2 separate regions of the Homo sapiens genome follow, and region 1 is linked to region 2. Evidence: chromatin loops called from intact Hi-C (ENCODE). Cell type or tissue: heart right ventricle. All regions are shown on one strand. Each heading gives the region's core, and the rest is flanking DNA. Links, peaks and the distances in the headings are about the cores only.

Region 1 (16,329 bases), core at 5,008-13,007, 850 kb before region 2:
CAGGAATCTACAGAAGAAAATATGTTGGAATTTTTAGGCTTCACAGAGCAACCATCACTCCCTAAAACTTTGGCTGTAGAACATTCTTGCCTCCTGCAATTTAAAGTAAGCATGGGGCCGGGCGCGGTGGCTCACGCCTGTCATCCCAGCACTTTGGGAGGCCGAGGCGGGCGGATCACGAGGTCAGGAGATCGAGACCATCCTGGCTAACACGGTGAAACCCCGTCTCTACTAAAAATACAAAAAATTAGCCGGGCACGGTGGCGGGTGCCAGTAGTCCCAGCTACTCGGGAGGCTGAGGCAGGAGAATGGCGTGAACCTGGGAGGCGGAGCTTGCAGTGAGCCGAGATCGCGCCACTGCACTCCAGCCTGGGCGACAGAGCGAGACTCCGTCTCAAAAATAAATAAATAAATAAAGTAAGCATGGGTGGCTGGTCCGGTGGCTTATGCATGTAATCCCCACGCTTGGGAGGCTGAGGTGGGAGGATGGCTTGAGCCCTAAAGTTAAAGGCTGCAGTGAGCTATGCTCACATCACTGCACTGCGGCCTGGGCAGCAGAGTGAGATCCTGTCTCTAAAGTAAATACATTAATGAAAGTAAAGTGATCAGGAGGAGTGGGTTTGTGGAAGGGAAATAGTCCATGCTGCTTCTTCCTGTCCCCCAGGGCAGGTGAAGTTAATTGGCTGGTAGGAAGGCTCAGCTTGCATTAAACTTCTCATTTTCTGGGAGGAATTGAACAGATGAGGTTTTCCTGCCTCCAAATATAAGAATGTTTTTGTGTTTTATCTTTTCGGGAGAAAAATTATCTAACTTTGTATCCACCACAGAATGACAACAGCCTCTTTAATTTTCTGGAAGAATGAACTGAAGCCATTAGTCAAGGCTGAAGGCTAGGAGGCCTGGAAAATTGCTACAGGGTAACATTTCCATGGACGATGGAACACATTATGGGTTCTTACTTATTTAAGTGGAAATACACACATAGATCGTACTTCCAAATGGTAGTTTACGTCACTGAAGTTTGTACTGTACACTGCCCCAGAATGTTTTATAGAAGTGGAAACTCAAAAGATTGATTGACAATATATGTTTATTCAAAGTGGTTGAAAGAAAAAAAAGATTTATTAGGTGCAATTAAACAACAGAAATCTACATTTTATTTCATTAGGTGGGGAGGATGGCTGCAGAGCTTGGAAAGGGGTCTGTGTAGTTGTGTCAGAGGAGACATATTCAACTGTCCTCTCCAATGAAGATGTGTTGCCTCTCCCCAGGAACCTGCAGGGTCATAGCGTATCTGTGCTTGGCAGTTCTTTTTATGACCAAACAAGCTTCCCACCAACGTGAAGCTCTAAGCAATAAAATGAGAAGAGAACATTTCTGAATTGCTGATCCGTGTAAGAAGTGTGCTGTATCTTCTAGTATGTTCTGAATGTAGATGTTGTTGAAACAGATTGTTACTTCTGCCTCAGTCCTTGGTGCAGATGAATAAAGAAACAATGTCAAGGACCACAGGGCTGGAGAAGGGTGGTGTAGGATCCAGGTATAAACTCAAAAAATTGGAGTCGGAGCTGTTGTGGGTAAAGGTCATACAGAAAAAAGCCCTGGGCTGCAGATCTGAACATCTCTGGAGAACAGCTCTGCTGTTCATTTTCCACGAGTTGAGCACGTGTGTTAAAATTGGACTAACACCGCTCGTATACCTCAAATGGTGCTGTGAGAATCCAATGATAACAATGAAATATTTTATTAAAAAGAGATTAAACAGCTGGGCGTGGTGGCTCACACCTGTAATCCCAGCACTTTGGGAGGTTGAGGCAGGAGTTTGAGACCAGCCTGGCCAACATGGTGAAACCCCATCTCTACTAAAAATCCAAAAATTAGCCAGGTGTGGTGGTGGGAGGCTGAGGCAGGAGAATTGCTTGAACTTGGGAGGCGGAGGTTGCAGTGAGCGGAGATAACGCCACTGTTGTCCTGTAGCCTGGGCGACAAGAGCAAAACTCTGTTGAAAGAAAAGAGAAGGGAAGGGAAGGGAAGGGAGGGGAGGGGAGGGGAAATTATAGTTTAGGAGTCATGCAGAAGGAAGGAAGGAGGGAGGGAGGGAAAGGAGGGAGGGAAAGGAAGGAAAGGAAGGAAGGAAGGAAAGAAGGAAAGAAAGAAAGAAAATTATAGTTTAGGAGTCATGCAGCTAGAGGCTACAAGATTCTGACCCTCCCTAAGCTGCTCCTAAGATCAGTGCTTGAGATATTTTACAGACCCTGCACTCAAGCTGGCACCACCCAGATTGATAAACTGGCTCATGTGATCTTGTGGTACCCCACCCAGGAACTGACTCAGTGCAAGAAGACAGCTCTGTCTCCCTTTAATTTCATCTCTGACCAATCAGCACTGCCGGCTCACTGACTTCCCCCTACCCACCAAGTTGTCCTTAAAAATTCTGCTCCCCGAATGCTCTCGGGAAACTGATTTGTGTAATAATGAAACTCTAGTCTCCTGCCCAGCCGGCTCTGCATGAATTACTCTGTCTCTATTGCAATCCCCCTGTCTTGATAAATTGACTCTGTCTAGGCAGCAGGCAAGGTGAATCCACTGGGAGGTTACATTTGAATAACACTGTCCTTATTTCAGAGCAGCTGACTGTGCTTTTTGAAATCACGCTCTTGTTAGCAACCTAACATCCCCCCAGCCCCTCACCCCCAGCCCCCATCAGTTCCTTGCTGGTCCTCACATGATCCCTTCAATGATCCCTGTCATGTGGAACTGTGTCCACTTTCTTGGGCTGCCAAGTGCTTCCTAGAAAGTCATGAGATGAGGTTGCCTGGTATCGCTACAAATTTCAGATTGGATTTAGCAAACATTTGATTTATCTAGTTATTATAAGTTGTTATTAGTATTATTTTCACTATCATATTATTTCTATTTGCTTAGGTGCTAAACTAAGTTAACTGTTTACCCCTGGAACTACTCCAGACAGTTTCAACTTGATAAAGGAAAAACTTCAGCCGAATTAAATTTAAAGGAGTTTAATTGAGCAATGAACAATTTGCGAATCAGGCAGCCCACGGAATCACAACAGGTTCGCAGAGATTCCAGTGCGTCTGCATGGTGGAAGATTTATGGACGGAAAAAGGAAAGAGATGTACAGAAAATGGAAGTGAGGTACAGAAACAGCCAGATTGGTTACAACTCAGCATTTGCCTTATTTAAACATAGTTCAGGCTGGGCGAGGTGGCTCATGCCTGTATTCCCAGCACTTTGGGAGGCTGAGGTGGGTGGATCAGCTGAGGTTGGGAGTTCGAGGCCAGCCTCACCAACATGGAGAAATCCCATCTCTATTAAAAATACAAAATTAGCCGGGTGTGGTGGTGCACACCTGTAATCCCAGCTACTTGGGAGGCTGAGGCAGGAGAATCACTTGAACCCAGGAGGCGGAGGTTGTGGTGAGCCAAGATAATGCCATTGCACTCCAGCCTGGGCAACAAGAGTGAAACTGTCAACAAACAAACAAAACAAAACAAACAAAAAAACACAGTTCAAGCAGTTGGATACATTTGATTGGCCAAAACAGGTGTAGGCTATGGTCTGTTTACATGTCCACATGCTATATAGTTCACAAGACGTAGAGAGAAATCTTTAGGCCGAACTTAAAATATGTTAGGAGGCAGCTTTAGGCTAAACTTGATTTTCAAACTTCAGGCCAGTGTCAGGATTTAGTTTAATTTGGAATCTGTGAAATTAAACAACTCTGGAGTGAACTCAAGTTAAATTCTAGATCACAGTTTCCTGAACTACTAGGTATATTCTTCACTCTGCTTACCTGGTGTAAGAAAGAATGCAAGGCCTCTAGAGGCCCTGAGGCTGCTTTTCCATCCCAACTCCAAGACTTACTGTGTCATTTTAGGCGAATATTTAACCTCTCTTAACAAACTTGTAAAATGGGAGTCATCGTACACTCTTCAAGAAATTGTGAGACAATGAAAAGAGATTAAATATGTAACAGGCCGGGTGCTATGGCTCATGCCTGTAATCCCAGCACTTTGGGAGACCAAGGCACGTGGATTGCTTGAGGTCAGGAGTTCAAGACCAACCCGGCCAACATGATGAAACCCCAACTCTACTAAAAATACAAAAATTAGCCAGGCGTGGTGGTACATGCCTGTAGTCTCAGCTACTTGGGAGGCTGAGGCAGGAGACTCGCTTGAGCCCGGGAGGCAGAGGTTGCAGTGAACTGAGACCATGCCACTGCACTCCAGCCTGGGCAACAGAATGAGACTCTGTCTCAATAAACAACAACAACAACAACAACAACCTGTAACAGTGTCTGGTAGCAAATGATCGATGCCAACCTTTTTCCTTCTTCATCACCCTTGCATAGCTTGCACCCTATCTGCTGGTGTTTCATCCTTGGCAGCTGAGAACAAAAGGTAGGAACAGCAACAAATTCAAAAGCTGAAACATCGTTTCTATGACTTGAAAAGTGTGTGTTTGGTAAGAATCAAGAGAGAGAAATACTTCCCAATTCAGAGACCAGTGTTACCCTGATACAAAGACCCAAAAAACATGTTCCAAGAAAGACAACAACAAAAGAACAGGCTGAGAGCCCTCATGAATATGAATGCAAAACTTCTTAACACAATTTTAGCAAATCCAGCATTCATGCATGATAGAAACACTCACAAACTAGGAAAGGAAGGGCATGTCTTCAGTAGGATAAAGGGCTTCTATAAAAAAAACTACAGCCAGTATAATAATTAATGGTCAAAGACTCATTTTTCTTTCTAATAGCAGGAAAGCAAAACAAATATTTCCTGTTACCATTTCTATCTATCATTATACTAGAGGTTTTAGCCAGTGCAATAAAGCAAGACAAAGAAATTAAAGGCTCCAGTTTTGGGGAAAAAGTAAAACTCTTTATTTGTAGAAAATACATTTCTTTCTTTCTTTCTTTTCTTTTCTTTCTTTCTTTTTTTTTTTTTTTTTTTTTGAGATGGAGTCTCACTGTTGTTGCCCAGGCTGGGGTGTAGTGGCGCGTGATCTTGGCTCACTGCAACTTCTGCCTCCCAGGTTCAAGCAATTCTGCTGCCTCAGCCTCCCAAGTAGCTGGGATTACAGGCACCCATCACCACACCTGGCTAATTCTGTATTTTTAGTAGAGACGGGGTTTCACCATATTGGTCAGGCTGCTCTTGAACTCCTGATCTCAGGTGATCCACTCAAACTTTTTGTGTATGTTTGTTAATTTTAGAATTAAAAAATCGAAAAATATTGACCAAGCACATATGAGAAAGGACCAAATTACAAAGACAAAAAATAATTAAATCATCAGAGCAAATGGAGAGGTTTAACGGAAGACATAGTAAAAGATAAAATTGGTGAATTACAAAATAAATCTAATAAAGTTACCCAGAATGCAGTATAGAGAGAAAAAGAGAAAATATGAAAAAAAAGTTCAGAAACTTGGAGAATACAATGACAAGGCCTGTCATATGGGTGTTGGAATTTCAGAGGAAAGAGAAAGAATAAGGCTAAGATTATATTTGTAGAAATGTTTCTAAGATGATTCCTCAGAAATAATTTCTGAGAGGCAAGGTGTGGTGGCTCATGCCTGTAATCCCAGCACTTTGGGAGGCTGAGGCGGGTGGATCACCTGAGGTTGGGAGTTTGAGACCAGCCTGACCAACATGGTGAAAACCTGTCTCTACTAAAAATACAAAAATTAGCCGGGCGTAGTGGCGGGCACCTGTAATCCCAGCTATTCAGGAGGCTGAGGCAGGAGAATCGCTTGAACTTGGGAGGCGGAGGTTGCAGTGAGCTAAGATCACGCCATTGTACTCCAGCCTGGGGCAACAGAGTGAGACTTTGTCTCAAAATAATAATAATAATAATAATAATAATAATTATTATTATTATAATTCTTGAGAATTTCTAATGAATAAGTAAATGGAATAAATAAAAAGAACCCACAGTTAGGCACCATAATGAGTTATCAAGCACCAACAACTAAGAGAAGCCTCCAAGGCAGCCACTGAAGACGATGGAGATGTCCAAATGAACAAAGATTATCTATTTTCATCACCCACAACAGAGGCAGAGCTAAAAATGGAATATTGTTAGTGGGCTCAAAAGAAAATAATTGTGTACCTAAAATACTATATGTAGAAAAAAAATATATTTTAATATTTAGAGCGCCGGGCGTGGTGGCTCTTGCCTGTAATCCTAGCACTTTGGGAGGTCAAGGCAAGCGGATCACCTGAGGTCACGAGTTCAAGACCAGCCTGACCAACATGGTGAAACCCCATCTCTACTAAAAATACAAAAAAAATTAGCCAGGTGTTGTGGTGCGTGCCTGTAATCCCAGCTACTCGGGAGGCTGAGGCAGGAGAAGTGCTTGAACCCAGGAGGTGGAGGTTGCAGTGAGCCGAGATCGCACCATTGCACTCCAGCCTGGCTGACGAGAGCAAAACTCCATCTCAAAAAAAAAAAAAAAAAAAAAAAGAATTAGAGCAAAATACGGGTGCAGTGGCTCACACCTGTAATCCCAGCACTTTGGGAGGCGGGGAGCTTGAGCTCAAGAGTTCATGACCAGCGTGGGCAACATAGTGAGACCTTGTCTCTAATAAAATTTTTAAAACGTTAGCTGGGCATGGCAGTGCATGCCTGTAGTTCCAGCTACTTGGGAGGCTGAGGCAGAAGGATAACTTGAGCCCAGGAGATGGAGGATACTAGGCTATGATTGTGCCACTGCACTCCAACCTGGGCAACAGAGTGAGATCTAGTCTCAAAAAAAAAAAAAAAAAAAAAAGAATTAGGGTAAGATAAAGACATTTTCAGTTAAAAAAAATGAGTGTTTGCCACTAGACATCCTCACTAAGAAAACTTGTAAAAAATATACCTGTATATCAGGCAGAAGGAAGATGATGCCAGATGAAGGTCAGACACACAAAAATGTAAGGATGAAAAACTGGCCAATACTTAGGTCTAAACAAACAAACAAAACAAATTAGACTACATAAAATAATCCCTTCTGCAGTTTATGTATTTTTTTTTAAGGGGCCATGCTAGTCTTCTCTGTATCGTTCCAATTTTAGGTGAATGCAAAAGTAATTGTGGTTTTTGCATTGTTGGAATTTGCTGTTTGATATTGGAATATGTTCTTAAATAAATATGTCATACATCATTTTAACGGGCATTTCTCGCTTTATTTTTTTTGCTAATGACATTACTTGCTGTTTATTTTACGTTTATTTTAGACTATGGAAATGATGTTAGACAAAAAGCAAATTTGAGCAATTTTCTTATTTGAGGTCAAAATGCAGAAGAGACAACTGGCAACATCAACAATTCATTTGGCCCAGAAACTGCTAGGGCACACACAGTGCAGTGGTGGTTCGAGAAGTTTTGCCAATAGATGCCGGCCTTCAGAAGTTGACAGTGATCAATTGAGGGCAGTCATCAAAGCTGATCCTCTTACGCTACAGGAGAAGTTGCCAAAGAACTCAACGTTGGCCATTCAATGGTCGTTTGGCATTTGAAGCAAATTGGAAAGATAAAAAGCTCAATAAGTGGGTGCCCCATGAGCTGAGCGAAAATTTTTAAAAATCATCATTTTGAAGTGTCATCTCTTATTCTACATAACAAGAACAAACCATTTCTCAATTCTATTGTGATGTGTAATGAAAAGTGGATTTTAAGTGCCGGAGCAGTGGCTCATGCCTGTAATCTCAGCACTTTGGGAGGCTGAGGCGGGAGGATAACTTGAGGTCAGGAGTTCAAGACCTGCCTAGCCAACATGACGAAACCCCATCTCTAAAAACATTAGCTGGGTGTGATGGCGGGGCCCTGTAGTCCCAGCTACTTGGGAGGCTGAGGCAGGAAACTGCTTGAACCCGGGAGGCAGAGGTTGCAGTGAGCCGAGATCGCGCCACAGCACTCCAGCCTGAGCGACAGAGCGAGACCCCTCTCCCTGCCTCCCTCGCCCCCCAAAGAAGAAAAAAGAAAGCACAGCCTTCCGTTGAGGCCTCTGGGCGATCCAGTAGGATAGGTCTAGGCGCCGACTGCGTGGGGACCACGCACGACCGTGACAGGCGCAGTCTTGAGGACACTGGCTTTGAGAGCAGCTGAGGGACTGGGCAAAGAAGGGGCTGCAGGTATGGGGGTCAGGCCAGCCCAGGGGAAGTGCGCACGGGTGTGCGGGGGGGTCATTCAGGGCCCTGACGGAGCTAAGGGGAGGATTTAGCCCTGAGTCGGCTCTGGGGTGTGGGGTGGCGGGATGGGGTGCCCTCCCCGGGGCCAGGGCGAGCAGGGTGCGGGGCTCCTGGAGGCTAGCAGGATTAAGGTCGTTTTTAGGATGAGTGAGCTCTGCAGGTTCCCTGCTTTCAACCCGGAAGGAACCTGGGCCCACGTGGGAGTGGGATTGGGGGGTGAGACCCGCAGCCCACGGAAGGGGCGCTGAGACGCGCGGCCGCGAGGGTCAGGGGTGCCCCACGGGAGCGTGCGGCTCATATTATTAGGAAGGTGTCCAGTGCGTCGTGCCCCGGCCGGGCGCCAGGTGGCGGCAGAGGCCGGTGCGGCGCAGCTTCTTCGGCCGCGGGACAGCGGTGCCCCCAGGGTAGGAGGCTGGGGCTGGGCTGGAGCAGAGCCGGAGGGAGGAGTGCGGCCAACAAAAGACCATCCGCGAGCGCCTGAACTTGGGTGTGGAGTTGTATTTTAGGATATGTTAAAAAGTTAGGAATATTAAGTAATTGGCACTTGGCCGGGAGCGGTGGCTCACACGTGTTATCCCAGCACTTCAGGAGGCCGAGGTGGGCGGATCACCTGAGGTTGGGAGTTTGAGAACATCCTGGCCAACATGGCGAAATCCTATCCCTACTAAAAATACAAAAACTTAGCTGGGCATGGTGGTGCGCGCCTGTAGTCCCAGCTACTAGGGAGGCTGAGGCAGGAGACTCCGTCGCAAAAAAAAAAAAAAAAAAAAAAAAAGGCACTTAATCCCAGACTGAAACCCTCTTTTCAGACTCTACATTAAGATCTTAAAGAACTTAGGCCCAGGCAGGCGGGTCACTTGCAGTCAGGAGTTTGAGACCAGCCCGGGCAACATGGCAAAACCTGTCTCTACTAAAAATACCAAAATTAGCCGGGCTTGGTGGTGCGAGCCTGTAATCCCAGCTACTCCGGAGGCTGAGGCAGGAGAATTACATGAACCCGGGAGGCAGAGGTTGCAGGGAGCCGGGATCAGGCCGCTGCATTCCAGCCTGAGCGACAGAGCGAGACTGTCTCAAAAAATAAATAAATAAAATAAAATAAAATAAAGAGCTTAAAGAACTTAAGAAAACACCAAATACTTCAGAGGTACCAGTGGCAATGTAATTAATGAGGATATTCAAGGAAGGTGACATAATTGCCAAGGTAAAAATAATTAAACAATTTCCAAAAGTCTATTTCAGTGAAGGAAACATTTGTCTTTAAGGGAAACATCAATGAAAATTATGTTTATGGCAAAAATGAGCCCTTTCTGCAAGCTTCATTTAGAAAATTGTGGGCATAATTACCATTTTACACAAAATAACTCTGTAGAAAGCTTTTTGAAATAAGCTTCTATTGAAATAAAATGCCAATTAATTACCCATTTAACTTATTAAATGAGAACTATAGGGTGCTAATTTTTAAATATTTTTTAAGTTGCTTTGAAATAATACCTTTTCTTTGAGACTTGAGAACATATATAGCTAATATGAACTGATGAAACAAAGATTTTTAATTACTTCTTTTATTATTTACCTATATATTCTGTATCAGTTAATTTCATTGCTTAAATTATTAATGTCTAATATGCCACTTGAAGCATTCATATTCTGAAAATGATGTAAGTTACACATGTAGGTTGGCCGAAAGTATTATATACTAGGACACAGCGGAGTTTGGGAGTGTCTGCTGCCTGTCCAGGAAGCTGCAGGTTTATGAGTTGTAAATGTAGGAGAATTCAGTTCAGTATAAATAGTTTAGCTTCCTGTTATATTAGGATAGGCAGTTAAGCTTATGTTTTTGCCATAGACAAATTATCATTATCTGTCAGGCCTACAGTTTAGGTTTTGACGTAACTCTTCAAGTACAAATGGAGAATGCATCCCCAGCAGCACTGCAGTCCTCGTTCACACCGAGTTTCGGTACAGTCAGGGGTTTTGAAGTCAGTACCACGGGAGACGCAGACGGAGGATGAATGAAAGGCACAGAAAAATCCTAAGGTAGAAATGGGGGGAACGGAAAAGCAGACAGACACTAGAGGGCGCAGGAGGAAAGTGGGTCGGAGTCCTGGAAGAGGAGGCGGGCTGGGTGAAGGAAGACAGTGAAGAGGGCACTCTGAAAAACCCATCCGAATCTTTCAGTGTAGGTAGGCACCACCCACAGCATGTTGTCATTGCAAACTGGTTCCTTCCATACGTCCCGAAAGGCTCTCCATGGTAGCTTACATCTCTCTATTTGACACTTGATGGCTTTCTTAAGGTATTTAGGTCCATTTACTAAAAATGACTCATCACTTGTTAATTAAATAAGGTTTATACATTTTTTTCATTTTAATTTCAAACATAGGAGATAAAGAAAAAAGGTGCTTGTGGCCAGGCACGGTGGCTCACGCCTGTAATCCCAGCTGAGGGGAGGCCGAGGCGGGAGGATCACCTGAGGTCAGGAGTTTGAGACCAGCCTGGCCAACATGGTGAAACCCTGTCTCTACTAAAAATACAAAAGTTAGCCAGGCGTGGTGGTCCTAATCCCAGCTGCTCGGGAGGCTGAGGTGGGAGAATCTCTTGAGCCTGGGAGGCAGAGGTTGCAGTGAGCCAAGATTGCGCCACTGCACTCTAGCCTGGGCAACAGAGCGAGACTCCATCTCAAAAAGAAAAAAAAAAAAAAGAAAAAAAGAAAAAAGAATAAAAGTGCTTGTTCACCCGTACTTTGTGCATGTCAAGTGATATTGAAAACCAAATCTGTAGGCTGTGCCTGGTGGCTGACGCCTATAATCCCAGCACTTTGGGAGGCCAAGGCGGGCGGATCACCTGAGGTTGGGAGTTCAAGACCAGCCTGACCAACACAGAGAAATCCCATTTCTATTAAAAATACAAAATTAGCCCAGCGTGGTGGTGCATGCCTGTAATCCCAGTTACTCGGGAGGCTGAAGCAGGAGAATCGCTTGAACCCTGGAGGCAGAGGTTGCAATGAGCCAAGATCGCGCCATTGCACTCTAGCCTGGGCATCAGGAGTGAAAAAAAAAAAAAAAAGAAAACCAAATCTGCAGACGAACTTGAGTGCCTGTGTAACAGGTTGTGTTGTCTGTTGTCTATTGTGTTGTGGACTTGTGTTGTCCATATGCCCTTTATGCAAGTTATTTACCAAAATAGCGCTTTTTGAATCGTGTTTTCCATTTACTATTTCATAAGACATAGTATGTATCTATATTATAAAGTTAAGAACAGCAGAAAAATGTATTTTCATTTTACAAGAATGACTTCAATTTAAGTTAGTTTTTATTCACCAAAATCCATAATGTTCCATGTGTCACAATAAAACAAAGCAGACTTTGCCAGCGTGAATCCACTTTTACTGAAGATGAGGGTCATTCATGGACCTAGAGGTTACAATAGTCAAAGTGTTCTGCACGAGAACAAACACACAGATGTCTTTGAAATGTGATGCAAAAGTGCAGACTGCTGCCTCCTACTGATGAAAAGGAAATGAGTGAGATGCTATGAGTCACTAATTGTGAACTAGTCAGTCGACAACTCCAAGAGCCCACTTCATGCTGGTGACGAGGTCCACCAACGATGGTCTGGCATGTGGGGGCCTTAGTTGAAAGACAGGAGAGGTGGATCAGAGACAGCTAGAGGAGCAGGCATTTCCCGAGTGCTGTAAAGGGGGACTCATCCCGCTAGGAGAATGTCTATTAGGGAATTCAGACCAAGTTCTGGGAAGGAATCCACAAGGAAGTCTCCGGGAGCAAGGAAGAAGGGGAAAGGAGAGGCAGCTGGGAAAATGCGAGACACACACATCCACCCCTTCCCCAAAACCCTGGCTTACACACTCGTGAGAGCCTCCCGTGGCTCAGGGAAGTCTTAGGGGGTCTTAGGAAACATCACACATTTCACTTTCATCTGTCCACCAGTTAGCTACACTCGGGCTTCCAGATCATGAATTTTTTTTTCTTTTTAAAGGGAGTCTTGTTCTATAGCCCAGGCTGGAGTCCAGTGGTGTCATCTCGGCTCACTGCAACCTCAGCCTCCCAGGTTCAAGCGATTCTCCCACCTCATCCTCCCGAGGAGCTGGGACTACAGGCACGCGCCACCATGCCCAGCTAATTTTTGTATTTTTCGTAGAGACAGGGGTTTCACCATGTTGGCCAGGCTTGTCTTGAACTCCTGACCTCCTGATCTGCCCGCCTCAGCCTCCCAAAGTACTGGGATTACAGACATGAGCCGCCGCGCCTGGCCAACAGGTGTTTCTTAAAAGCAGAAGCAGAGAGAGGGCAGGAGAGAACAAACAGGAGGGGAGGGATGTCTTCCGGACACTGGGCTCTCTCCTCAGGAGAGAATGAGGCCTGAGGTGGGCACAGGGCCCTCTGGGTGTGTAACAGGCCCAGGGCAGCCTCGCCAGCCTCCATTGCTTGTCCATAAGCAAAGCATAACATTATGTGTAAAAACAAACATCATCACAAGATAGGCCAGGCACCGCCTTGCGACAGCAGCCTTGTGGCTACTGGATGTGTGTGGTTGACCTCAGTAAGGTAGGCGCCCTTCTCTGCAGGCCTGTCCAGACAGCTCCGCACCATGCTGCTCAGGATCAGGCCTGCAGTTCCACGAACTGGCCCCCTTGTGGGTTGCCTTCAGGAGCATACCTCTGACTCAGTGTCCCAACCTCCTCTGCCCTGCCCTGCCCGGGGCCCTCATGTGCACACACCCAGGATCTGCCCAGGGCCCTCTCTGCTCAGCCCACAAATACTGCTTCGTTCCCCTGGCTGACTGGCTGCACCTCCAGGTAAAGCAATGCTCTCAGGCCCCAGCCAGGTCATTCTTTACGGGGTTATTCTATGTACTGTGGGAGGTATAGCAGCACCGCTGGTCTTTACGATGACCGGTTGTGACATGTGAGCCTCAGTCCTCGCTATATCAGGGAGTAGCTTCCTCCGACTATCGGAATCACCCTTGCCTGATGGCATCTTCTCAGCCCCGTGCTTAGTAAGTCCCCACATTCCTTTACAGGTGTTCATTTAATTCCCTTTGGGTTGATTCTCAATAGTTTCTTTCTCTAAGAGTAACCTGATTTCTGACCCATACAATGACCACTGTGGTCCAGCGGACCATTTGCCTTTCCCACTTTTCCGTCCCCAACACGCACACGCTCCACCCCCTTGCATAAAATAACAGTAAGGAAGAAGCAGAATGAAATTCCACCCCTGCATCAGCTACTGGAGTTGGGGCTGAGTTTTGTCTGATTAAGAACTGCCGGATCAGTGGCTCACGCCTGTCATCCCAGCACTTTGGGAGGTCGAGGCGGGCAGATCACCTGAGGTCAGGAGTTCGAGACCAGCCTGGCCAACATGGCGAAACCCCGTCTCTACTAAAATGCAAAAATTAGCTGGGCGTGGTGGCACACATCTGTAATCCCAGCTACTCGGGAGGCTGAGACTGGATAATCGCTTGAACCCGGGAGGCAGAGGTTGCAGTGAGCTGGGATTGCGCCACTGCACTCCAGCCTGGGAAACAAGAGTGAAACTCTGTCTCAAAAATAATAATAATAATAAAAATAAATAAAGAAATAAAATCAATCACCGGGTAAATCCCCATGGGGATGCACTGCAGAGGAACCTGGGTGTTGGCGTGGCTCCGAAGAGGACCGAGCTAGGTGTAGCTGGAAGGGTCAACAAGAGGAAGGCATGAAGGGTCGATGTCAGCAGAAATACAACCTGGACAATCACCCTGGTGGCTGTGGTATGGATTGCGTGTCTATTTTATTTATTTTGTTTTGAGACAGAGTCTCACTCTGTCGTCCAGGCTGGAGTGCAAAAGCATGATCTTGGCTCATTGCAACCTCCACCTCCCAGGTTCAAGCGATTCTCCTGCCTCAGCTGGGATTGCAAGCCTGTGCCAAGCCCGGCTAATTTTTGTATTTTTGGTAGAGACTGGGGTTTCACTACATTGGCCAGGCTGATCTCGAACTCCTGACCTCAGGTGATCCACCCGCACTGGCCTCCCAAAGTGCTGGGATTACAGGCGTGAGCCACTGTGCCTGGCCAGGTTGTGTGTTTTCTCTGTTGGAGGCCCGCCCGGCATGCGCAGGACCCTCTTTAAGGCCTTCCACCTCTGCTCCTACATCTTCCACCGGGTTTGTTACAAATAGTCCCAGATCTATTGTACATCTTCTCATACTTTTTGCTATTGAAACTTCTTACAAAGTTTTCTCACCTGCCAGAGGGCAGAGAAACAAATTGTCATGAATGTTCTAGGACCTAGAACAGAGCTTGAGGCAGGGAAAGTATTCACAATGTTGTTGGCTGCAGTCAGGAATAATAAATCAATGTTGAGTGGATAAACTAATGAATAGTTTTGTTTGGTTTTATGCCAAAAAATAGTAATCTCCTGGGTAGCCGGGTACAGTGGCTCATACCTGTAATCTCAATGCTTTGGGAGGCCGAGGTGGGAGGATCCCTTGAGCTCAGGAGTTCAAGACCAGACTGGACAACATGGTGAAACCACATGGCTGCAAAACATCCAAAAATTAACCAGGCATGGTGGTGCGCATCTGTTTTCTCAGCTACTCAGCCTACTTGGGGAGGCTGAGGCGGAAGAATCACCTGAACCTGCACTCCAGCCTGGTTGACAAAACAAGATCCTGTCTCAAAAAAAAAAAAAAAAAAAAAAAAGAAGTGATCTCCCATCACCCTCAAAGAATTCCAGATAAGAGCAACAGGTCAGCCCGATCACACTCCTCCAGGTATCTTTGAGTCTCAGGGCGGTGGTTGCCATGCTTGAGGGAGGGACGAGGAAGCTGGTTGTTTTCACCACCAGTAAGACCCTGGGAGGCCTGCCGTGGCTTTGATTGCAGTTCCGACAGATCCTTCCTTCCCAGCTGGTGCACACCCAACGCACCCCTGCAGAGAGAGCCAAGGATCCCCCCACAGGCATGTTTGTGGAGGAGCGTGCACAGTCCTAACGGGTGGCCTGTGGACTCCTGCAGGTCGGCTCCCAGAAAATCCCAGTCTTACAACCATGAAAAGGAAGTAGGATTCACATACTGTAAACGGTAGGCAGGCCCTTGGTAATGCTGGGGCTGCTAAGTTTTGAAAACCTAAGAGTTTTATTTTCTAAAGCAGAATACATTCCATTAACTTGACATCCTTTAAAAAGTTATTAAGGCCGGGCATGGTGGCTCACGCCTGTAATCCCAGCACTTTGGGAGGCCGAGGCGGGCGGATCATGAGGTCAGGAGATCGAGACCATCCTGGCTAACACAGTGAAACCCCGTCTCTACTAAAAAATACAAAAAAAATTACCCGGTCATGGGTGGCAGGCGCCTGTAGTGCCAGCTACTCGGGAGGCTGAGGCAAGAGAATGGCGGGAACCGGGGAGGCGGAGCTTGCAGTGAGCTGAGATTGCGCCATTGCACTCCAGCCTGGGCGACAGAGGGAGACTCTGTCTCAAAAAAAAAAAAAAAAAAAAAAAAATAGCTGGGCGTGGTGACACGTGCCTGTAGTCCCAGCTACTCAGGAGGTTGAGGCAGAATTGCTTGAATCTGGGAGGCAGAGGTTGCAGTGAGCTGAGACCGTGCCATTGCACTCCAGCCTGGGTGACAGAGCGAGACTCCACCTAAAAAAAAAAAAAAAGAAAAAAAAGGTTATTCCATGGAGGTATTTTAATTATGCAATAAAAGGCAGAAGCGACTTTACTGCTACAACTCCCAGAGCAATTGTTTGCATGTAGGTTTTTTTCCAGTCTCCAAGGGGTCTTGATTTTCGAAGCCACTATCACCCCAGCAAACACCTGTGAAGCTGAAGGCATCTCTTTCCGCTGTTCTCTCCCATGCACTGCCCTTGATCAGCCTTCAAAATCCAGGGTCCTTGGGGTCACCGGGCTCTGGAAGGGAGCCCACAGGTTGATCTCTCCAGTTCCACTTACCTCTCCCCCTCGTATCGTAGTATTTGCTGCCTCTCCCTTTCCCACAAAACCTGCAAGTTTCTTAAGACTGGGGGTGGGCTTTTTTTCATCATTGTATCCCATTCCCACTGCATGGCATTCCACGGTATGTGTCCCATTAATCTCAAATGAAAAGCATTCTTCTTCTTTCCCCACA
Region 2 (16,329 bases), core at 3,075-11,074:
CCATTTCTGTCCTCCACTTCAATGGATGGGTTCCCAGACACTCCCTGTGATGGCCGGAAGGTTGGACCTGGGTCAGAGCTTTACTTGGGATTCTGCTTTACTCTCATGCTAGGCTCATCCTACTGCTATAGCCTTGACCTGTCATTCAGGTAATATTTTGGACTCACGGAACTTCATTTTGTCTCATCTCTCAATTTGTTCACAGTCATCTGCTGGAAACTTCCTGCAACAACCTTGTGTAAGATTACCCACGGCTCAATTTCTAACAGTGGCATTTTGGGTACAAACGTCAGCTTAAACCTACATTTTAAATTATTACATTGTTCAAAAGAAATACCTGTGTTTCGTCTTCTAGATAAATGCATCAAGTCATCATCTATTCTCAGAAAGTTTTAGAAGAGAATTCTTAAAATAAAGCTCTATAGCATTTTATTAGAACATTGTATTATCAGTGAGAATTTTATTTCCATGTCAAATAGAATCTTTGTTGATTTTATTTGACATGGAAATAAAATTCTCACTGGTATTTTGTTCTTTTATTATATATTATGTTCACATCTATGTTATTTTATTATATATTATGGTCACTGTGAGAATTCAAGGAAAATTCAAGAATATTTCCACTGAAAAAAAGCTTATAATTGATTCTGGGAAGCAAGCTATAAATACCTGATGAGTGAAATATCAAAACACCTCAACATCTGTTTTTAAGCTTATTGGTGAGTGAATTCCTTTAAAATTAATTGCCTTAGTAGCTCATAAGAGTAGCTCTGAAAGGCTTTCTGAAGGAAAGAGCATTTGAACTATGTTTTGCAGAGCAGGATTTAAAGAGACAAAGAGAAGGCAGGAAGCATCCCAGGCAGATGACAAGGCCTGAGTACATGGGTGGAGGTGAGAAAGGCCAAGACCCGTGGATGGGGCAGAAAGTGAATCCCACTGGAATCGTGCCACATAGCCGGGTCTAGTCAGGGGCAGAAGGTGGGCTCTTGCTTGCTTAGATAAAGAATAAGAAGGAAGTATAAAAATTTGGAAAAAAGCATTGCCCCAAACTCAAAACAATAACTTTCTGGGCTGGATCTGACATTGGTTAGTGATGTAGCTAAACAATGGCAGATATGAAATCTTAGCCTCAATCTTTTCACCTGCTAGCATGTGTGATAACACTCATCTTCCCCACCCCATAGTGTCTGTGGCCAAAACACGAGACAATGCCTGTCAAAGGGGCTTTAAAGGCAAAAGAGTACCAGAAAATGTAAATTCATTATTTAGGAACTGAGACGTTAATAATATTTAATTGAGGACATTTCATGTCCAAACCAGTGCTGGATAAATAGGAGTGGATTTTTTCGGAAGGGCGGAAAGGCATTAGGAGGCTATTCCAATATTCAGTAATGCCTAACAGGATACAAGCCTCTTTTTCAGCCTGACGGTGCATGCTCACAAGTGCTAGATGTGTTATTGCAAGAATCAAAGGCAGGGAAATGAAGTTATGTGGGTGAAATATTAGCACGGGAAATGTGTGAACACAGTTTGGAAGGCTGATGATTACGTACTGATGCATTTTGGCACGTGTACAAAATGAAAGGGAACATTAACATCATCCTGAAAACTTGCTGCTATTCCACTAAATAACACATCTTTTATTGGGAGGAGAATTTGAAATAACTTTCCAAATGTAGAGATTTCAAAAATACTTTTCTAGAAATTTCCTTTTATGGAATTCAAAGATGGGTGGGCATATATATTTATTTCTTTTGGGGGGCTTCAGTAGCACAGAATCCATCATACTCATCAATCCTTAATTCATGACTGTCATCATTGTCCTTGCAAATATCCAAACTTGTTTTATTATTTGATTTTTCAGTCCAAAATTTGTTTACTTCCTTGTATTTTCTATTTCTTTCTTGAGGATTTCAATTTCTTTGCTGAGGCTTTGTGTTTTTTCATTTGTTTCAATTATGTTTGCCATTGCCCTTGAAGTATCTTTACTGTGGCTGCTTTAAGTCCCTGTGAGGTCACTCTATGATAGCACCTCTATGCTGGATGTTGGCATCTATGGCTTGCCTTGTTTCATCCACTTTGTGATCTTGCTGCTTCTTGGCATGACAGGGATTTTCTATTGAAAGAGGTGCACATTTCGTACTATGTCAGAAGACTCTGGGTCTTACTTATCTCACTGGAACCTTCTGTTGCAGCTGGTTCCTTTGATACTGCTCTGGCTTAGAAGTGACTGATGGCTTGTTACTGCCAGGTGGGGGTGAGAGTCTGGGGCCCCATCTGGCTTGTGTGGATGGGGAAGGGCAGCAGTGTTTTGCATGTGTTGTGGCTGGAGTCGAGTGGGTACTGTCTAAGTTTTCTGTCTGGGTAGGCTGCTCCTTTCTTCTGCCAGGGCTTTCTTTGTGCCTGTTAGCATTTCTATATTGCTGGAGTCCTCTGCCCTGAGGTGAGTCCAAGAACTCACCTCTGTGCCATTCTTGCATCCTGAGGCCCCAGCCAGTCTGCCTTCTGAGCTGTCTAATGCTTGTTCTACTCATAATGTTCAAGATTATTCATTATGCTCAGTGGGAGGAAGAGGGAAAAGGATGCATATCCCATCTCCCCAGAAGGGAAATCCCACTCATTAAAAATAATTCCTTTGTACATTGTATATTTCTACTTTACTTTGAGAATCAGAGTTCCTAAGAGTATTATGGCTGAAGGACCAGGAGTGTCCCAGGTGAGCCTCAGTCCAGTCACTGTGTCAGCCTGTGAGTTTCTCATGGAAGTCCGACACACGAAACATCAATCAAAGAGCAGCACATGTTTGACGCTGGGCTAATGCCCCGTCACAGCAGTAACTGTGTAATTTATTATCCAAACTAGAATATCCAGCTGAGAATAAAAGAAAGTGCTAAAACATTAAAATTTTATGTACTTAAAAAAGTATATATTCATGTAAATTTGAGCAAAATAAAAATGTTTCTTTATAATAGTATCTGAATATTAAACACAAGCAGTTATTATTACTGTTGCATATTCACTTAATCTAAAAAGTTCTTGATGATGTCAACATTGATAATATCAGTATTTTAATAACTTATTTTTCAAATTACCTTTTATAGAATTCTTCTTTAAAAATATGTATATTTCTTTTCAAAGTTGCAAAAGTTATGGTTACAAACATTCAACATTTTCAACACTTTCAATTAACTACAATTTTGAAAAAAAGAATACTGGTGCTCCAACTGCTGAGGTACCAAGAACTCAGCCTCTCAGACCACCTGAGCCAGGGGCATCATTAGTCTGGATGTCAATTTTGGGTGGGAGGGGGCTGCCCCCCCTTCTTTGTTCAACCACAAAATGGTGAATATGGCTTTCTTGACTCAAGCCTCTGCTCCCTCAAAGAGGCCGTAACTCTACCTATTGTGTGTCTACAACATGTCCAGCGTGCTGTGACTCTCCCCCTATGGAGAGGTGGTCCTGCCTGGACTGACCCCTGTGACAGGTGCACAGGTGAATGCAGCATCACTTCCGAGCTTGGGTAGAAAACCCCGTGGAGCTCCTGAAGACTCCCTTCTGGACACGGACACGGGTGCCTTCGCAATACTGGCAGGGGGTGCCTCCTGCTGGCTTCCACGAAGCTGTCATGTGGCAAAGTGAGAGAGAGAGAGAGAGAGAGAGAGAGAGACATAGAGATTCAGATAAATGGAGAAGATAGAGACAGAGAGACAAAGATACAGAGACAGATGCAGTTTGAGAGAGGGAGATACAGACAGAGAAGATAAAGAAACAGATAGACAGATAAAGATTAAGAAGTGGGGGGCAGGCCCAGGGACCCTCAGCTGTTTGAGTTTACCTGCCTGGGTCACAGGTAGGTGCATGAAGGACGCTTCAGCCTTCCAGATGACCAGCAGACCTCTGTAAAGTCTGGCCGCGGTTTCATTGAGTGACTTTAAATAAAAAGCAGCTGGCAGTGCTTCTTCAACTCCCACATTGTAAGTTAAGTGAATGATCGTGATTGAGGTGCTGTGTTGGGGTTGTTTGTAAGGCAGCCAGCAGAGGCATCGATTACTGATACACCTAGTTTCATATTGACAGGAGAAGGCCAAAAAGCCATTCTCATTTTTATTTCTTTATAAGTAAACTCATTTTCTTGGCTAGAGTGTAGGTATTTTTTAAATCTCAAAAGTTAAAGACATTCATCAAAATCTTTTTTTCTTCAATATTTTGCCTTTTACTTAGGTATTTCATTTCTCATAATTTTTATCTTATTTTCTTCTTGCATTTATTGCATTTGGAGATTCTCAAGCATGCCTTCATTGCTGATTTTCCTTCTACAGGACTGGTTGCTTCAATCAGAACGCACATGGTGAGTTTCCGAGCCTCGGTTCTGGGCAGCGCTCCTCCCCACCTCTGCCTGCACCTGGCTGGGCCCCACATGCCTGCGACTGCAGCACCTCATTCTTCCTCGGCCTTCACAGAGCTCAGGTTTCTGCCTGTTAATTAAAACACAACCCAAGCATGTTTTACCATTTGCCTGCTGACCACTCCTCTAGCTCAGGGCCACACACATTCTGTTCTTCTTTTGTTCTTAGCATTTGACACTATTTGACACATTCGCTTTTTTAATGATGTTTTGGCTCCCTCTGTGAGAATATCAGGTCCGCAAGAGCTCGGCTGTGGTTTTGGTGCCTCTTTATGCCCAGTGTGCTGAATGCTGCCAGGCTCATGCTAGCTCCTTAAGAAGTACTTGCAATATTACATTTTATCCAATTAAATTGAATTTTGTTTTCCACAGAGTCCATTTTGAAATGTATGTTTTCATCTTTACTCTGATTTTCTTTATTTCTCCTACCACTCTCTTTATGCATTGTTACTTGATTTTCTGTTAACTGAGTTTTGAGGGAGGAGAAGTTGGCCACTGTTGCCCACTGGCTGGGTGAGTGAGTCCGGTTCTCCCTTCTTACCATCGGTTTGGTGGTTGTTGGAACTCGTCGAGCTTAAGGCGGGGATCTGTGGAGGCACACGGCCCACAGTCATGGTAGTCTGGATGCCTGCCTTTCCCCGAGGCCATCCTAAAACGCAGGTATGACTCTTTTTTTTTTTTCTTCTTTTTTTGAGACGGAGTCTCGTTCTGTCGCCTAGGCTGGAGTGCAGTGGCTCGATCTCGGCTCACTGCAAGCTCCGGCTCCTGGGTTCACGCCATTCATTCTCCTGCCTCAGACTCCCGAGGAGCTGGGACTACAGGTGCCTGCCACCACGCCCGGCTAATTTTTTGTATTTTTTAGTAGAGACGGGGTTTCACCATGTTAGCCAGGATGGTCTCAATCTCCTGACCTCGTGATCCGCCCACCTCGGCCTCCCAAAGTGCTGGGATTACAGGCGTGAGACAGGGCACCCGGCAAAATGCAGGTATGACTCTTTTGTCCACTCTGCTGTTAGCTGGAATGGACTGCTGCAGGCTTGTGATGGGCCATCTTAAAGAGGGAGACAGAGGCAGTCAGCTGAGGAGAAGCACCTGCTCTGTGAGGTGCTGGGGTCTTCCCTTCCTGCCAGAGAAAAGCCAACATCTCTAGGCTAGGTCAATACAGAGGAAGTGGGAGTCACCCCTTCACCTTTCAGCCTGACGTCCCGACCCAGTGTTACTTAGGTTTGACTAGTGGAATTGTGTCATTGTACCTGGGTAATCATGCATCAATACTGCTGATTTCCAGCAGTATTATAACTTTACATGCCTTATTCTATTGTCATTCATATTTCATTGAGAGGGTAGGAAAAGGTGAGTCAATAAAAAATAACTGCACAATACAAATCTAAAATCTATGTTGACTTAAAATGTTTAAATTACCATGTCTAAAATAAGTCTTTAAAAAGTCCCCTAAATTTAGCCACGATCCAATCTCTCACTACTCTACCTACCTACCTAAGTCTCTGTATATCTTCCTTTATAGACATGCATAGAAAGACACAATCCACCCACCCACCCACCCATTCATCCATCCATCTATTCATCCATCCATCCATCCATCCATCCATCTATCCATCTATCCACCCACCCACTCGTCCCCCCTACCCTTCCACCCACCCATCCTCCATCCCCCCCACCCATCCACCCACCCACCCATCTATCAATCCATTCATCCGCTCACCCACCTACCTATCCACCCACCTATCCATCTTTCCCTTCCTCCCACCCTCCACCCATCTATTCATCCATCCATCCATCCATCCATCCATCCCTCCACCCATCCATTCACCCACCCACCCATGTGTTCATCCATCCACCCATCCATTCATCTACCCACCCATTCATCCACCATCCATCCATCCATCCATCCATCCATCCATGAACCCACCTACCCATCCATCCATCTACCCACCCATACATTCCCCCCACCAATCCATCCATCCATCTACCCACCCACCCATCCATTCCCCCCACCCATCCATCCATCCATCCATCCATCCACCCACCCATCCATTCCCCCCACCGATCCATCCATCCATCTATCCATTTATCACCCATTTATCCATTTATCCGTCCATCCATGCATTTATTCGTCCATCCATCCATCCATCCTCATGTCTACATAGATAGAGACACATGTACATATCAATATCTCTATACAGAGGAAGAGAGAAACCTTTTTTTGCAAATTAACCGCCGTACTTTCCTTCCCAATGTTTGTGTGGAGAGCACACGGTTCCTGCGTCAGGACCCTGCAGGACGCGGGCCGAGGCTCCCAGCTGCCGGCCATGCCCTCGGCTCCTCTCCCGACACGCGCCAGCACTGCCCCCTGCTGGCCTCCCGGGAGCACTGCCCGCTGCCGCGGCGGGAGGAGACCCGGGAAGAAGCCGGGACCGCGAGCAGCTGGACGCTTTCTCCCTGGGGCTCAGCCACACATTTTAGTCACAGTTACAGACTACGGGGGATTTGAAGCCTTCGCTTTAGTTTTTATTAAGAAACATTGAAAATTCCATGGCTTGCATTTGATTTTTTGTTTGTTCTTCTTATTATTATTAAAAAATATATACAGAAATTGGTTGCAAGGAGCAACCGTAGTGAGGAGCATGGTGACGAGCATGGGTTTGGCGCCAGGTGCACCTGGTTTAATTCATTGTTGCATCATTGAAAGCTAAGACGAGTTTCAAACCCCCTCCCAGCCTTGTTGCTCTCATTTGTGAAATAGAGATAATAATAATGCTTGTCTTACAGGGGTTTGTGGGGATTAAATGTGATCAGAAACCTAAACAGCCTAGACATCATCCATAATCAATAAATATTAGCTACGACTTATTATTCATGCCTTTAGTTGTTAGTGTAAGTCATCATCCCGCCAAGCCAGGTGACCTAGGTGGGGAAGGAGGGAGAAACCCCTTGGTGTGCCCGGCACGCTGCCCACCCGAGGAGACCCCCAGGCCTGCCTGCCTCACTTACCCGGCTCCTGCTGCTCCCTGACCAGGCAGAGGCAGACGCAGACGCAGACGCCGGGAGGCCGACGGACAGGCTTATCCTGAGCCTGCTGAGACCAGGTGTTGCCCCCTTGGGTGAGGACACGCAGGAAGGGTGAACACATGAGGCTATTCTTCAGAGAGAACCCTTGATGTAGTCTGGAAAAATCCACAAGTGGGTCTACACCAGCAAAAAAAGAAAAAAAAAAAAAAAAAAAAAAGTTAATGCTGCAGAGGCTTCAAGTTCTGTTTATAGACACCATGAAATAGACCTGGTTCTTACTGGAATTTCTCCACCCACAAGAAGGTCACAAGAATGTGTCAACTGAAGCACTTCATACATAAAAGAGATACACAAATAAGTAGTATACTCAGAGATCTGACATGTTACATATATATATTTAATTAATAAACCTACTTGCTCATCATCATCCTGTCTGTAACCTCTGGGTGTTGAATGGATATTAGAACTTCTGTAATCTACAGTCTAGGTATAACTCATAAATTTTATCCTCTGAAAAGGTAATAGGAACATACATGGAGAATGCCAAGTCCAAACAGATTTACTCCTAAAATATCACAGCACAAGGATAACATTATAGCACAAGGATAAAATCATAGCACAAGGATAAGCTAGGTAACACAAGTTAAGAGAGGCCTCAAGAATGTCTTTAAGTAGTTGCCGTAAGCTTGTGAGGCTGTGCTGGGAGTGCCTCAGCTTTTCGTGGACTGGTCCTGGTGCAGCTGTGGTATGCAGAGGGGACCACTGACCAGCCAGTTGAACTCTCTGAGATCCCACATCAGTCAATTGGAGGTAGTAATGTTTACTTACATCTGGTAGACCACTAGGAGAACCTTATGCAACCATTGCACTGACGTGTGTAAGGATTATTTTATCCCTTGGAAATGCTGATGACATACTTTAAGTGAAACAAAAGTAAAGATTTATAAATATGATATGATTACAGCAATGTAAAGTAAAATAAAGAAGGAAAATGAAGCAGTAGTGAATTCAGCCATGGGATTATCAATAATAATCTTTTCCTCTATATTTTATAAAGTGTATTTGCAATGTTTCTGATGTAAAACATATTAATTTATTATAAATGTAACATTACCGTTTGTTTAAAATGAGCATCTTTGATTACAGAAAGAATAATCCTTTATCTCTAAACAATAGGCTTATTTTAGAAATAATACAGAACTTTATCGAATATCTTTAGATTATCTACTCTTACGGATATTATTTTTGATCAACAGATATATTCTATTAGGCTATTAAATCAGTCTTACATTCCCAAAATTAAGATGTTTTATGTTATTATTTTAATATCCTATGAGGCTCATTCAATATTTTATTTATAATTGTTACATGTCTACTCGTAATTAATGTTGGTCTTGTCAGATCTTAGATATCAAGACTTCAATAGTTTTATAAATAGGATTGATTTTTGGATTTTCATCATTATGTGTTTTGAAATAATTATTATAATTTTATTTAAAAATGTAACATTTTGTAACTTTTTTTGTAACAAGTAAAATTTATTCCTTGATAGAACTCAGGTAAACCAACTTTAGGTATAGTAACCTAAAACTTTAGTGGAAATAAACTGTGATTACTTCTTCACCCCCACCCCCAACAAGATATACACATATTGGCTTTATATTTCTTTTTGATGCAATTTACAGTTTCATAGAAAATAGTTTATTTATGAATATTTAAGATAAAGAGACTCAAATCCTGTATGTTTTAACATCCTGCCATTTTTCATGATCTAACATAGCAATGAGGAGATTAGTTTGTAATAATGCATTAGCTAAGAATACATTATACCTATAACATATATTCAGATTTCTGGAATAATTTTCAACGAGCTTGGGTATCGTGTCAGTCAGGATGCCTGATCGATAGGAACGGGAAGGCCATCACATCAGTCATATAACAACTTCACTCACACACACGTCTTGTTGTTGTTGTTTTAACTGAACAACAAGCCGTGGGTTCCAGGGACAGTGATGTGGCTTTTGTCTCTGTTCCCTGTGTCTCCCGGTCCCACATCCCCATGTGTGCTGGCTACACCCGAAGACTTGTAGCCGGTTAGATGCAGCCTTTCTAAGGGCCACAACCAGATGAGAAAATACCCAGACGCAAAGAAGAGTCTCAGTTTTTTTCTTGGACGTGAGAAACACTTCCCCAAAGCTCCTGATCAGATTCCTGCTCCCACCTCACTGGCCCCACGCCCGCTTTGACACGCTTGGCTGGGGTGTGGGGCTACCATGATTTGACCCTGGCATCTGAAAGGGATCATGTGTCGGGGTCACCCCAGGACCCATGACCTTCCGAGGCTGGGTGACGTGCCCAGGTTCACAGGGAGCCCTGAGAGGTTATTCTCGGTGCCCGAAGCTGAGGTGCACAAACCCCACTGCTACCCAGGCAGGGACAGGTGCCCTGCACAGCGAGGCGTGGATGGAGAAGCATCACCCTCCTAAACATGGGCCCTGTCAAAATCTCTGGGTCTTACATGGTGGGCTGCCTGTCACAAGGCCACGGTGTGGGAGGCACTGCAGAGAAGGGTCAGCTGAATCCCGATATATCAATTAAAAAGCCCTAAGTAAACTGCCCTATCCCAATGCTGCACTGGGAATGTGTGCTTCCATCACTGGCCCCCAAACTGGATTGTATTCTGAGTAAACCTCCCTAGAGTCCCTTCTTTCTCCTCCAACCCTAAGATGAATAAGCACTAAATTCTCCCAGCAGGTGGCAAGAGGCAAAGGCAAGAAGAGGGGCTTCCTGTCCGGTTGTGCCACTGGCACTGACAGATGATGCTACCTCCTGGCTCCGGATGCCCTGGTGCCTTCTGGAGTGGCCCCACTGCTTCGTGAGTTTGGCTGAATCTGTGGGTTGATGAAGAGGCTTCTCTGGCTTTCCTTTTTTTCCACAGTGAGCCGCTCTCCCTCTCATCACACAGGGGAAACTGTGGATACTCCCTGGTTGCCACCAGTTCGGCCCCATTTCCTGACCATCTTACAGTGGCTGGCAGAATAATGCTTCTCCTTCTCCCACCAGAGATGCTCACAACGTCATCCCCAGAAACAATGAATATGATGATGTCAGCTTGCAAAGGGGGTAGAATTAATTATGCTAATAGGCTGGTGTTAATTTAGGGGGATTATCCACATGGACCCAATATACCCATGGGACCCTTTAAACATGGAAAGAGAGGCTGAGGGCTGCAGCCAAAGAGAGATTGAAGATGCCAATCGGTTGCATTGACTGCGCTTCTGGCTGAGGAGTCCAGGTGGCCTCCAGGAGCTGGAGAAGGGGAGGGGCTGGGGGCTCTCCTGAGCCCCCAGAAGGAGCAGCCTGCTGACATCTGAGTACCAGCCCATGAGTTCCATTTCAGACTTCTGGCCTCCATCACGGGAGATCATGCATTTGTGTTGTTTCAGGCCAGCAGGGGTTTGCAGCAGGTGTTCCAGCAGCAGAAGGCAGCAAATGCACCTGCGTTCAGTCAGCGAAGGATGTGGGCTGAAGGCTCTTCCAATGGGCCACTTGGAAGACCAGGGTCTACCATTGAGTTTAGCAGACAAAACGCCAACATTTTGGCCTCATGACCTCTTCCACTTTGTGCTAGAACCATTAAACCCAGAGTCATAAAAATCCTCCGCCTCCACATCCAGTTAAAGCCACTTCCACCTCCACAGCCAGTTAAATCCACCATGGCTTCCCAGCTTGCAGATGCTACTGTCTCACTGTGCCCTCCCTTGGTGGAGAGACAGAGAGAGGGCATGCCCTGGAGTCTCCTATCAGAAAGACACTAACCTCACCCTTCCTTCATGACCTCATCTCACTCTCATCACCTCCCAAAGGATTCATCTCCAAACACCATCATACTGAAGGTTAGGCTTCCATATGCAAATCCTGGGGAGATAATTCAGTCCACAGCATGGCGCATGCCTGGGAAGCCCCTGCAACCCTGGCTCAGTCAGTGGATGAGGCCTCTGTGTCCCTTGTTGACTCTAGTTGATGATGACGCCCTGAGTGCTGCTGTGGGCACTGGCCCTGTGACATTGAGACTGGAGCTAGAGTAGACACATAAAATAGTTTGTGGTGAATGGGCACAAGGGAAGGGGCTCTCTGTGCAACATCCTCAGGGCTTTTCCATGATGAACAATTCCACAACCAGGAGTTCTGTTTGATGAGCAATTTATACCATCCTCAGCATCAGGTGGTTTCCTTCTAGAGAGCTCATGGTTTTTTTTTTGGTGGGGGAACAGGGTTTTGCTTTGTTGTCCAGGCTGGAGGACAGTGGCATGAACATGGCTCACGGCAGACTCAAAGTCCTGGGTTCAAAGGATTCTCCCACCTCAGCCCCTTGACTAACTGGGACAAAAGCACGTGCCACCATGCCTGGCTAAGCTTTTTGTGTATTTTTTGTGGAGACGGGGCCTTACTATGTTGCCCAGGCTGGTCTCAAACTCCTGGGCTCAAGCAATTCTCCCGCCTTGGCCTCCCAAAGTGTTGGGATTAAAGGCATGAGCCACCATGCCTGGCTGCTTATGCTTTTTTCTGTTGTGGCCCAGATATTATATCATCTCTCGTCTATAAATCTTCAAAACTTGAATTTGTGTGTAAAACCTAGTTCTGGGGAGGGTCAGAAAAGACACTCTTACCGGGAACATCCTGATCAGTCAACTGGGGCCTTGAATACCAGGTAACCTTTGACCTCTGCAGGTGCAAGGGCTCTGGGGGTGTGGGTTCCCATTGCTGTTGAGGGCCATTCTGCTTTGGGGGTGCCCTGGTCATATGATGTGGAGACACCATGTAGGACACTTTTCACGGAGGTTCGGAGGAACTGGTTCTTACCAGGGCATTCCTGCAGAATTGCCTCCCCTTGAGGGCCGTCTTAAGCTTCCTAACACCTAACGTGTTGTCTCAGGAGACACATGTGTTGGGATTACACATTCCCCAGCACCTTCTCATCACCTCTGAGAGATGGCAAGGCCTGCCGAGATAGCTCTGAGCACCTTTTAAAATGAATCCATCCTACAGATCATAGGATGACAACATTTCCTCATCTCCATCAGCCATACATGAAGGAAGTACACACTCCCAAATGCAGCACGAGTGACCACTGAACCCCTAAATGCAGCCCAAGCCATCCTGAATTTGGGGTGCTGGTCTGTTTGTGTGCACTTCTTCAGGACACAGTTGTCTACATGGATCTATGTTCCCATTCTTGCAGTGCTGGGGATGGAGCCCCCAGTAGGGGCTGTGGGACTCAGAGATTGTGCTCTTAGTCCCAGGCTCCTGGCACGTTCCTACACATGGATCATTTCAGAAAATGTGCTTTTCTATTAACAGATCTTCTCTAAAGAGTCAGGGCCAGGTGGCTCTATTCACACCACTTGTGTTGTGCACAGCGCATGGTTCATTTATGAAGAGAGAAAGTAATTCTCTTGGTGAGGAGTTTCCTTGTTTTCAATATCCCACAGTATTTCCATAAGCCATACTGAGGAGTGCCTGAAATAGAAAATTTTGATATTTAATTTGGAGCATCCAAGAAGAATTCATTCAGACTAGGAGCCAGAGAAGGTGGTATTATGATCTATTTTATTTTTTCTCCTTAAAATTCCTCTATATTAACATGAATAGATGTGTCTTAATTTTGCAGTAACTATAGATTTTTGAAATTCCTCCACATTAAACATGAATAGAATGTGTCTTAATTTTGCAGTAACTATAGGTTTTTGCTCCTTTATTTGTACATTTCTTCTTTCCCTCTTGCACCTTGAAAGTAGGTCATGGTACCGGTTTCTGGAGGGAAAAGGATCTGGCATTTTATAAGGACAGGATCATGTTAGGTAAGGAATGCAGTCCTAATGACACGAAAGAGGGTAAGCGAAGCCCAGGCTACCCCTCTGGCCAGGAACGCGGGAAAGAGGTTTAAAGGAGGAAGGGATGACTCAGGTGCCCGGGCCTCAGCGCCACTCAGGGAGGCTCTGGGAAGAGCCCAGGTGGAGAAGCCCGGAGCGGCCAGCGCAGATCAGTGCCCCCAGGAAACCACTCAGGAGGCTGCAGACCGCCCTCAGCCACCGTTTCTGGTTTGTGCCGTGGTCGCCTGGAGGCAGAAGCCAGACTGGAGCACAGGAGACAGAGTCCGCGGGCCGCTGGCCTCACCGAGCGCTCTGGGGCCGGCGGAGGGAGGATCCCCCACATGTCTGAAGCCTGGGATCGGGCAGCAGGGCCAGGGACTGAAGGGCTGGCTTCAGACCACACACTGCACACCTGAGCTGGAGGGGCCTCAGCTCAGTAGATTCCACGGGGGCTTGTGGTGGGCTCTGGTGCCCTGCCACTCTGCAGCATCAACGATTAAGGGCCCAGGTGCACAGGGAAGACGCAACACCCGGCGATTCCCTCCTCATCTCCCCATAGCTGCGAAGAAACACAAAGTCACCTCATCTCCCTGACAGGACACACGGAGGAGGCGGCGCTGGGGGAAGGATGGAGACTCAGCACACCCCGAGCTCTGTTTAGGGGAAGATGCCAGAACGCAACTGATGACAGGTTAATCTCCGCCCCCAACACGTTCCGCTCAGATGGCAGAGACTTGAAGCATCAACAGTTCTCTGCCCGTGTTGAAAGCATCTTTCCCTGTCCGTGGGAGGCCTGTAGGCCTGGGTGAGTACCTGCAGGGGAAGGGCTGGATCCGTCACTGCTGTCACTCCTGGGAACACCGTGGTGTCCACAGAAGATGGCATGAGGTTGACTCACTTCAACGCTGGAGCTAGGGGAGCCTAATCCTCCTGGAGCTTTCCGTGGAACGGTGCCAATTGTTTATCAAGAAGTGACGTCACTACCCCTCCAGTTTGAGATCCCTGGAACTGCCTTGCAGGCAGGGGTCAGCACACAGGACATTAATTAGGGAAGTTCCTGCAGTCCACCCCGGGGGAAGGGAGGGAAGGGAAGCATATAGGGCTGGGGAAAGGGACAGGTTGAACTATGATGCAATCTCAAAGGAGGCTCAGCCAAGCCAATGGGGAGCCCCGGGGTGCCCCAAGTTCCAGAAAGGGTCCAATCTGTGTAGCCCCATGCTGGCGGGGGCTGCCCCAGGAAGGCCCAGTGTGAGGAGGGAAGCAGCACCGAAGGAGTTGGGGGACTTCCTGAAGGGGCATCTGGGCAGTGCCTCACGGTCACCACCTCACCAACAGAGAGCAACTGATAGCAGTTTCTGAAGACCAAAGACCCAAGTGCTGTGAGCTCATGCAGAGGGACCTCCCTCCTCCAGATGGCTCAAGTGCTGTGAGCTCATGCAGAGGGACCTCCCTCCTCCAGATGGCTCAAGTGCTGTGAGCTCATGCAGAGGGACCTCCCTCCTGCAGATGGCTGCTGTCCTGCATTGCCTAGTTTCTTCAGTGCCCCTTGATTTCTAAGTCATGGGGTGGAGATGTCTTCCTTACAATCATCTTTCTGTGCAAGTCCTGGGGACAAGCATTACAGCAGATTAAGAGGGATTCAACACATGTGCTATACAAAGGCAGCGGCCAGGTCCCAGCAGCCTAATGTCCTGAAAATTCCCACAGTGCTGCAGCCAGGGGTGTTGACTGTTACCATCTTGCATGGTAATTTGGGCTTCCTGGGAAACACTCTCAGAGGGAGACTTGCATGCCGGAGGTTTACTGAGGATGCTGCTGAGAGAGCACCTTTCAGGGACTGGGGGAAGCAGTTTTGAGCAGAAGAAGGAATTGAGTTGTGAGGTGACCGAGGCCCCTGAGGAGCTCTGAGGCTGGAATGGCCCTTCAGGATGCCCAGCATGAAGCAAAGGCACTACCCATGGATGCTGGGAGGCCTCGTGGGATGCGTTGTGTGGACAGGATGACCCCTCAGCCAAGGGCAACTCTAAGAGACTTAGCTGGCAACTTTGACAGCCATCGCCCGGGAAGCTGAGGGTTAGTGCCTCACTCCTAAGGGAGAATCTGAGTGGTGACCACAACATCCACTTCAGTAATTCCTCTTCCTAGCCAGCTTCTATGGCTGGAAGGAATGGGGATGGTGCTCAGGTCCGGCAGGCTGTGCTTAGAATAAAGCATTTCACTGACAGTCACCTCTGCCCCCTCCTGATTTAAGTCTCAGCTTAGCTCACATTTCTCATCTAAAGCCTCCTCTTTCTGGGTTTCTAGTTCTGTTATATACATATATACATTTTTAAAACTTGCCTTCTAGGAAATGGCCTGAAATCTGCTTGTTTCTATGCTCCTAGACATCTCTAAACACTGATGGGATGGACCCAAGCCTCTGACATAAGTATTTTAATTGTAAAGCCTGGCCTCTTAGTTGTTTCTTTTACGTTTTCTGTCTCTCTGCTTCTCGTCTTGGCCATTCCGGGAGTGTTTTGGTATAACCCCCGACAGCATTCATATGCTCTCCACGGCACACCAGCCAGTCCCTGAAACTGCCTTATCTAATAGGAACAGTCTTCCTCGGTGGTGGAAATAATCTCCCAGTTGTACCTGGAAGTGTTGATGTCTACTCTTCACCATCGCCCAGGTGAATCCTTGATTGAGTCTATCAGTCAGGGCCTTGCTCTCCAACTCCAGGAATGAAGTCATCTTTCCTATCACATTTTTGGTAAGTCAGCCTGTGGGGGTGCTATGCACTTCCAACAAGAGGTGCCTGAGGAGAGGGGAGAGCAAGATAGCAAGATAGAAGCCTTCACCAATCATCACTACAGCAAGAACACCAAATCGAACAACTATCTACACAAAAAAGCAACTTGATGAGAACCAAAAAATCAGGTTAATAATAATAGTACCTGGTTTTAACTTCATATCACTGAAGGAGGCACTGAAGAGGGTCGGAGAAATGGTGTTGAATCACCAACACTGCTCCTTCCCCAT

Evidence for each region. Peaks named below come from ENCODE experiments on the same cell type or tissue, not always from the same donor. Only the 100,000 strongest peaks of a DNase experiment are listed, where the experiment ranks them.
Region 1: a loop joins it to region 2, with 5 times the contacts of the local background. A loop is called at or near these places in 17 of 110 quality-filtered maps.

What each region holds. Positions count from the first base shown.
Region 1 is chr18:76,793,660-76,809,988 of GRCh38, forward strand. It overlaps ZNF236-DT (ZNF236 divergent transcript), which reads right to left. Exons shown (of 3, transcript NR_040024.1): 3 at 1,073-1,999. It also overlaps the pseudogene RNU6-346P. Among named protein-coding and RNA genes, the nearest start is that of ZNF236-DT, 20 kb to the right of the region's middle. RefSeq lists a silencer at 8,617-8,666. In heart right ventricle, for the core only: CTCF peaks have their summits at 8,554 (motif pointing right), 8,755 and 10,262 (motif pointing right); DNase peaks (open chromatin) are centred at 8,582 and 10,272; H3K4me3 peaks cover 695 bases; H3K27me3 peaks cover 949 bases.
Region 2 is chr18:77,644,203-77,660,531 of GRCh38, forward strand. No RefSeq gene overlaps it. Among named protein-coding and RNA genes, the nearest start is that of LINC01029, 340 kb to the right of the region's middle. RefSeq lists silencers at 6,699-6,748, 6,809-6,868 and an enhancer at 14,073-15,034. In heart right ventricle, for the core only: a CTCF peak has its summit at 6,781 (motif pointing left); a DNase peak (open chromatin) is centred at 6,789; H3K4me3 peaks cover 329 bases; H3K27me3 peaks cover 1,500 bases.